2 separate regions of the Homo sapiens genome follow, and region 1 is linked to region 2. A link is a contact called in ENCODE Hi-C data. All regions are on one chromosome and are shown on one strand. The core of a region is the stretch at or near the end of the contact, and the rest is flanking DNA. Distances in the headings are between cores, read along the strand shown. Region 1 overlaps LOC105377657 (a long non-coding RNA gene). Region 2 overlaps PDGFRA (platelet derived growth factor receptor alpha).

Region 1 (3,503 bases), core at 115-2,614, 500 kb after region 2:
TTAAATCGATTGGACTTTGACCTTAGCTTCCACGAAGTCCTTACCTTTTGATTGGGGCTGAGAGGTCTGATTTAACCTCATGGAATTTGTATTTTTTGGAGGAACTCCTGCCTCGTCCGTACATGGTGAAACCCCCAACAGCAGCATTTTTAATTTCCAGATTCTCAGCAGACACAATGCACAGACTGTAGAAAACACCTGCTCATCCGGACCGCTCAGCTCACAGGCTCCTTCCTCAGGGGAGCATCTGATGCTCCAGGCAAGGCAGACCCTCTTCTTATACTCTTGTGACCTCTTAGACTTTTCTTTTGTAGCACTTACTCCAGACTCTAATCATATTTATGTTGTGATTGTTTATGCAATGGTTTTCTTCCTAACTAGGCTCTGAGTTCCATGAGAGTTGCAATGTCTGCATCCCTTACCCTTGTTGATATACTGCACTGTGCCCGGTACCTAAGTAATTGCTCAATAAATATTTGTTAAATGAATGATTATAATAGTATGCATATATGCATATATAGTATGATAATATATATAAATATGTGTAAAACAGTATATATACACATGCTATATTAATAGCACATCATGTAATATTGTATGTCTACACACACATACATTCAGTATTTACTCAGTTTTTCTGTATAAGTACCGCGCGCTAACCGATTGCGCCACTGGAGCTCTAGTATTTACTCAGTTTTTCTGAGGCTTATTTACTCATTGGTGAAGTGAAAGTGAATGTAAGGCTCTTTGCAAACCCCAAAGTGCTAGACCAGTAGGAAAGATCAGAATAGCCTTTCATATTAAACACTATGAAGCCAGGAGCTGTGGCTCCCAACTGCAATCCCAGCACTTTAGGAGGCTGAAGTGGAAGGATCACTTTAGCCCAAGAGTTTGAGACCAGCCAGGGCAACACAGGGAGATACCATCTCTACAAAAAAAAATTTTTTTAATTAGCCAGGCATGTGGTGCTTGCCTGTGGTCAAGTAGCCTCAGCTACTCTGGAGGCTGACGCATGAGGAACACTTGAGCCCAGGAGGTTGAGGCTGCAGTGAGCTGTGATTGTGCCACTGCACTCCAGTCTGGGTGACACAGTGAGACCTTGTCTTCAACGAACAAACAAACAAGCAAAAAACACTATGGTAGAGACCCCAGTAAATGCCTTCCATGCTTATAAAATACATTTAAGTATCTCTCAATCAAGTTTTCAGTATTCTCAAGTCAGTCTTTCATTCTAAATTTAGAGTCATTTCCAAATATAGTGCATTTCCTGTCCCATTCCTTCCCTGAAAGACAGCCGTGTCCAACTAGAAGTGGGCCTGACGCCTCTTATTAGCCCGGTTGCATTTCTGTCTCGCTCTTGGCTGCAGTGTGTGAGCTGATGGGCCCCACGTGACTGTGTTCACGTCCAAGCTTAGTAGAATGAATTTTTCCAGCATGATTTGCAAGTCACGCTATCACATGCCTCCTGAGTCCAGCTGTGCCGCAGCTGCCGCCTCCCCTGCATCCGCTCATCTTGCACTTGGATCAAAAGCACGAGCACATTTGCCTGAACCGATCTGGTCTCGGCCCAGCTGTTTGTTCCCCATTGTCATCAGGATGTTTACAGACCTGCTGTTCTTGCTGTACTTGTTTCATGATCACACTTGGGTCTGCAGAGCATTTTAACACATGGCTGTGGCCGAAGCTGGCAATTTGACTAGCTTTTCTTGGTCACTGAGACTTCTCTAAGGCATTTCCTTCAAACCTTCCTAACTATGTGTATGCTTGCACATTTCCACAGAGGCAACAAGAAAAGGAACCAGGGCTATAAATCCTGTTAAAGATGGGCCATGAGTGTCCTTCTGGCCTACTAATTTTATCACGATTAGTTTCTAACTGGACAAGAGAGCACTTCCAGTCTGAGACAAAGCCAGATTAAAGGAAGAAATCTATTCTTCTTACTCTAATTTGGTAAGTTGGGAAAATATAGTTTACCTTCTTAGGAAGTTGTCTTGACTGCTCCTAAAGTGTGCTGATACCTGTCACATGACAGCAGGTATTTTCTTGGCAAGAATTGTGCTGGAATAGCAGTTGGCAGTGATTGTGGTGAGGGCGTGGAAAGGTGTCTAGTGGGTCCAAGTGAGGTTCTAGGTCTAGCTGACCCCTAACTATGAGAAGAACATGAGTGAGTCATTCATTCTCTCTGGGATTCAATGTCCTCCCATTAATAACAGGCACCACTTATTATCATATTAAAACCTGTACTTAAAAATCTGTTTTCTAGACTCACCCCAAAGATCCTGATTCAGTAGGCTGAGGAGGTGCCTGAATGTCCCTATATTTTGATGTATCACAGTGCATGGTCAGCAATTCACTGTCTCCCCTGCAACTACAGTGAGCCATCTGACCTAGGATATTTTATACTTTTAATCAAATGCTCTTTCATGATAAATAACATGGCTCTGATTTCCCAATAGCTCAAGCGTTAAGAGAAAGACAGTTCTGCAATGCAAAGCATCCTAGGCTCATCTCTGTGGGCTGAGGCCACAGAGCTGCACTGTCTACTACAGTGGCCATGACCACATGTGGCAACTGAGTACTAGAAATATAGGTGTCTCGAACTGGGATGTGTTGTTAGTATAAAATATGCAACAGTTTCCAAAGGTTTAGTATGAAAAAAGGACTGTGAAAATACTTAATAATTTTTATGTTGATTACATGCTGAAATGATATTTTTAAATATATGACAGGTTAAATAATATATAGTACTGAAGTTAATTTGATTTGTTTTTTAATAGTTTTATTGAGATATAATTGATATATTAAAACTATGTACGTTTAATGCATATAATTTGAAGAGTTTGGACATATGCATACACCTATAAAACTATCACCACAATCAAGGTAATAGACATCTCCATCACCTTTAAAAGTTTCCCTGTGTCCTCCCTCCACTGTTTTTTTCCTTTTTCTTTGTTTTGTGTTGTTTGTTTTTGGCAAGAGTGCTTAACATGAGATCTAACCTCATAACAAATGTTTAAGGGCATAATACAGTACCATTCACTATGGGTGCTATGCTGTACAGCAGATCTCTAGAAGTTATTTCTCCTGCATAACCAAAACTTTATATCAACTGAACAAGTCCCAACCTACTCCCCCCAGCTCAGCTCCTGGTAGTCACTTCTATTTTCTGCTTGTGTGAGTCTGACTATTTTAGGTACCTCATAGAAGTGGAATCATGCAGTATTTGTCTTCTGTGACTGGCTCATTTCACTTAGCATAATGTCCTCCGGGTTCATCCATGTTGTCTCAAGTGACAGGATTTTCTTCTTTTTAAAGGCTGAATAATATTCCATTGTATATATATACCATATTTTTTTATCCATTCATCTGCCAGTGAACATTTTGGTTGCTTCCATGTCTTGGCTATTGCTAATACTGCTGCAATGGACATGGGAGTACAGATATCCCTGCAAGATTCTAATTTCAATTCTTTTGGGATATACCCAGTAGTGGAATTGCTG
Region 2 (3,391 bases), core at 381-2,880:
GGGCATTTGGGGTTGGTTCCACATTTTTTCAATATGTGAATTGTGCTGCTATAAACATGTGTGTGCAAGTATCTTTTTAGTATGACTTCCTTTCCTCTGGTAGATACCCAGTAGTGGAATTGCTGTGATGCATGTATTTGTGCGACTATTTGATTAATGCTCATTTCCTTGACTAGATCACCTCATGTGAAAGGTATGGATTGGTTTTGCTTTTACCCAGTTAGCTCCCATGCCTACCTCAGTACCTGGCACATAATCATCATCTACTGAAAGTGGAATGACCACTTCAGAAGGGCACCCTGGGTAAGATTTCTCTTTCTGTTTTTACAGCTATGTTATTTTATCTTTTGAAAACAATGGTGACTACATGGACATGAAGCAGGCTGATACTACACAGTATGTCCCCATGCTAGAAAGGAAAGAGGTTTCTAAATATTCCGACATCCAGAGATCACTCTATGATCGTCCAGCCTCATATAAGAAGAAATCTATGTTAGGTAAAAGTGTCTATACTCACTCTGGGTGTTGGGACTTTCCAGTGGTTTAATATGATACTTAAAGTATTTAGAGGGAAGTGTATAGGGATGGTAAGTGAACCTGGCAGCCCACGTGGTCTCTAAATGCAGGTCTGCACAACCAGTTCTGTGACATGTTTCCAGGTTTGTGGCCTGTAAATTGAAAAGAATAAAAGCTGACAATGTAACAAATTTTTTAAACTTTAAATTTAATAGTTTTAAAGAATTTTCTTGGTGTGTTCCTGCAGTAAACATTTTTTAAAAAAAATAATTATTTATTCTGATATAATGAACTTCCTTTTTTATTGCTGTCTTTTTCTTTTTTAATGAAAATATGGTGATTGATTTTTTTTAATGCCCTTACTTGGCAGAATTACAAGTTGGCTGTCTTATGTTGGTTCCTCACCTTGCTTTTTTTCCCTTAAGTTTTAGAAGTCTCTGATGTCTATGAGTTCAGTAACCCTTGCTTTTACTTTTCCTAACATTCAATTTGTGATAGGAACTCTAGAGTAGATAATTTGCAGTTATATTTTCTGGACCAGTGTTTCTGTTGAATGTATTTTGAAGGTGGGTCTATCTGTTTTTCAAGTACATGAATATGTGGCAGGGTTAAATTGATTTATAAACTCCAGGGAGTCCAGCTGATGCCCAGACCAGATGGATCACTTCACATCTGCTCAGGGTGGTTCCTCCAGAGCCCTGAACTGGTCACAGACATGAAGCTGGAAGTCTGACATTGGCTTGTCCTGTGAGCTTGCCTTTTTGGGTCTGAGCCTTCCCATTAGTCAATGCAAAAAAGTGTTGAGCTGCCCTGGACATTGTTTTGGAAATTATTGATGTGCTCTGAATGTTTTCAGGTTCTTAAGTGAAAGGTACAATCCATTTAAAAAAGAATGTGTTTGTTTTGCAAAGCTCAGTACACAATATTTTCCATTTCTGCGGTTCCAAGTTCCATTCACTTCTCATTGCCAAATGGGTGAACTTCCAAGCGCTTTTAAAAGATTAGCCAGTGAGAGTTATCGGAACCAGTACTTCCTCTCCCCTCCCATATTGTTAAAAATAGTTTACATTGCTTCCCAGGCTGGGCTGGTGGAGTTGGCACGAGATGTCAGAGGAACCTGAGTCATGCTCAGGCCCAAGCCCTGTTGGCAGGCAGACCACTGCTTTCTGGCCTTCCGTGACTATCTGAAAAAAATCGTGAATGGCTAGAGCTACTCTTCACTTGCTGAACATTTTCAAAAAGAATTGAGAACTTCTGGATTAAATTGCCTTCTTCCTCGAAAACCCTGGGACCCTTCCAGATGGGACTAACTGGGGAAAGTGGACAAGTTACAAACAAAGAAACTCAAAGGAAAGTCATTGGCACTGATCTCTAAGATGCTATCACATGTGATTGGTGGTTGATTTTATTAACAAATTATAAGCAAAGTACTACAAAGGTGGCTTTAAAAAGAAAATAAAGCAATTCACAGAAACTACTTTTTCATGTAGCTTGTATGTGTGCTCCATGTATTTCATCATGGAAGATTTTAGTGTGTGTTTATGTGTATGTGTGTTTTAAAGGTAGCTGAGATGATTTGCTAATTATGGTTGAAAAAAAGAAATTTAGGAGGTAAACAAAATAATTATGTGTAAGATTGGTCCTTGTGGCTGTGTGTGTGTTTTGTGTGTGCGTGTATGTCTCTGTGTGTTTTAGGCTGTTCTTTTATTGCTATAAATAAATACTTGAGACTGGGTAATTTATAAGGGAAAGAGGTTTAATTAGTTCATGATTCTGCAGGCTTTACAGGAATCAAGATACTGGTAGATCTGCTCAGTTTTTGGAGAGGCCTCATGAAGCCATGAAGTCATGGCAGAAGGCAAAGCAGTGCAGGCACATCACATGGCCAGAGCAAGAGCAAGCGAGAGAGAGAAAGAGAGAGGTGCCACACACTTCTAAACAGTCAGATCTTACAAGAAGTCACTTACTATTGCGAGGACAGCACCAGAAGGATGGTGCTAAATTGTTCGTAAGAAATCTGTCCCCATGATCCATTCATCTGCCACCAGTCCCCACCTCCAATACTGGAGATTACAATTCAACATGAGATTTGGGTGGGGACACATATTCAAACTATATCATACTGACCCTGGACCCTCCCAAATCTCATGTCCTTCTCACATTTCAAAATACAATCATCCCTCCACAATAGTCCCCTCAAGCCTTAACTCATTCCAGCATCAACTCAAAGTCCAAAGTCTTATCTGACACAAGGCAGGTCCCTTCCACCTATGAGCCTGTAAAATAAAGAACAAGTTATTTACTTTCAAGATACAATGGGGTTATAGGCATTGGGTCAACATTCCCATTCCCAAAGGGAGAAATCGGCCAAAAGAAAGGGGCTACAAGCCCCACAGAAGTTCAGAACCCAGCAGGGCTGAAAACTCCAAATAAACTCCATTGACTCCATATCCCATGTCCAGAGCACACTGATGCAAGGGGTGGAGCTCTTGGGAGGGATGGAACACCCTGTGGCTTTGCAGGGTTTAGCCCCTGCAGCTGCTCTCAGGGGCTGTTGTCGAGTGCCTGTGGTTTTTCCTGGTGCAGAGTGCAGGCTGTTGGTGGATATATTATTCATGGAGGATGGTGGCCCTCCCCTCGTAGCTTCACGAGGCAGTGCCCCAGTGGAGACTCTGTGTGGGGACTTCAACCCCACATTTCCCCTCTGCAGTGCCCTAGTAGAGGTTCTCTGTGAGGGCTCCAATCCTGCAGCATGCTTCTGTCTGGACACCCTGGTTTTTTAATATATCCTCCGAAATCTAGGCAGAGGCTCCCAAGCCTCAACTCTTAACACTCTGTGCACCCACAGGCTAACACCACATGGAAGCGGCCAAGG

What was found. A loop is a pair of places that touch in the nucleus more often than their neighbours do. Pooled maps may share reads with other maps.
Region 1: a loop to region 2 is called in a map of ascending aorta, with 2.7 times the contacts of the local background. The contact joins two enhancer-like sites. A Hi-C loop is called at or near these places in 1 of 168 maps with a recorded cell type or tissue (ascending aorta) and 7 of 50 pooled maps.

The regions. Positions count from the first base shown.
Region 1 is chr4:54,782,892-54,786,394 of GRCh38, forward strand. The region is part of intron 2 of LOC105377657 (a long non-coding RNA gene); the gene reads left to right. Among named protein-coding and RNA genes, the nearest start is that of LINC02358, 61 kb to the right of the region's middle. Within about 2 kb of position 1,365, at least 12 of the 41 ENCODE cell types and tissues checked have a DNase peak (open chromatin) inside an H3K27ac peak, as active enhancers do; they include ascending aorta, where a contact is called at or near this core.
Region 2 is chr4:54,279,986-54,283,376 of GRCh38, forward strand. PDGFRA (platelet derived growth factor receptor alpha) reads left to right here. Exons shown (of 23, transcript NM_006206.6): 16 at 331-497. Among named protein-coding and RNA genes, the nearest start is that of LINC02283, 51 kb to the right of the region's middle. RefSeq lists an enhancer at 1,108-2,307. Within about 2 kb of position 1,631, at least 17 of the 41 ENCODE cell types and tissues checked have a DNase peak (open chromatin) inside an H3K27ac peak, as active enhancers do; they include ascending aorta, where a contact is called at or near this core.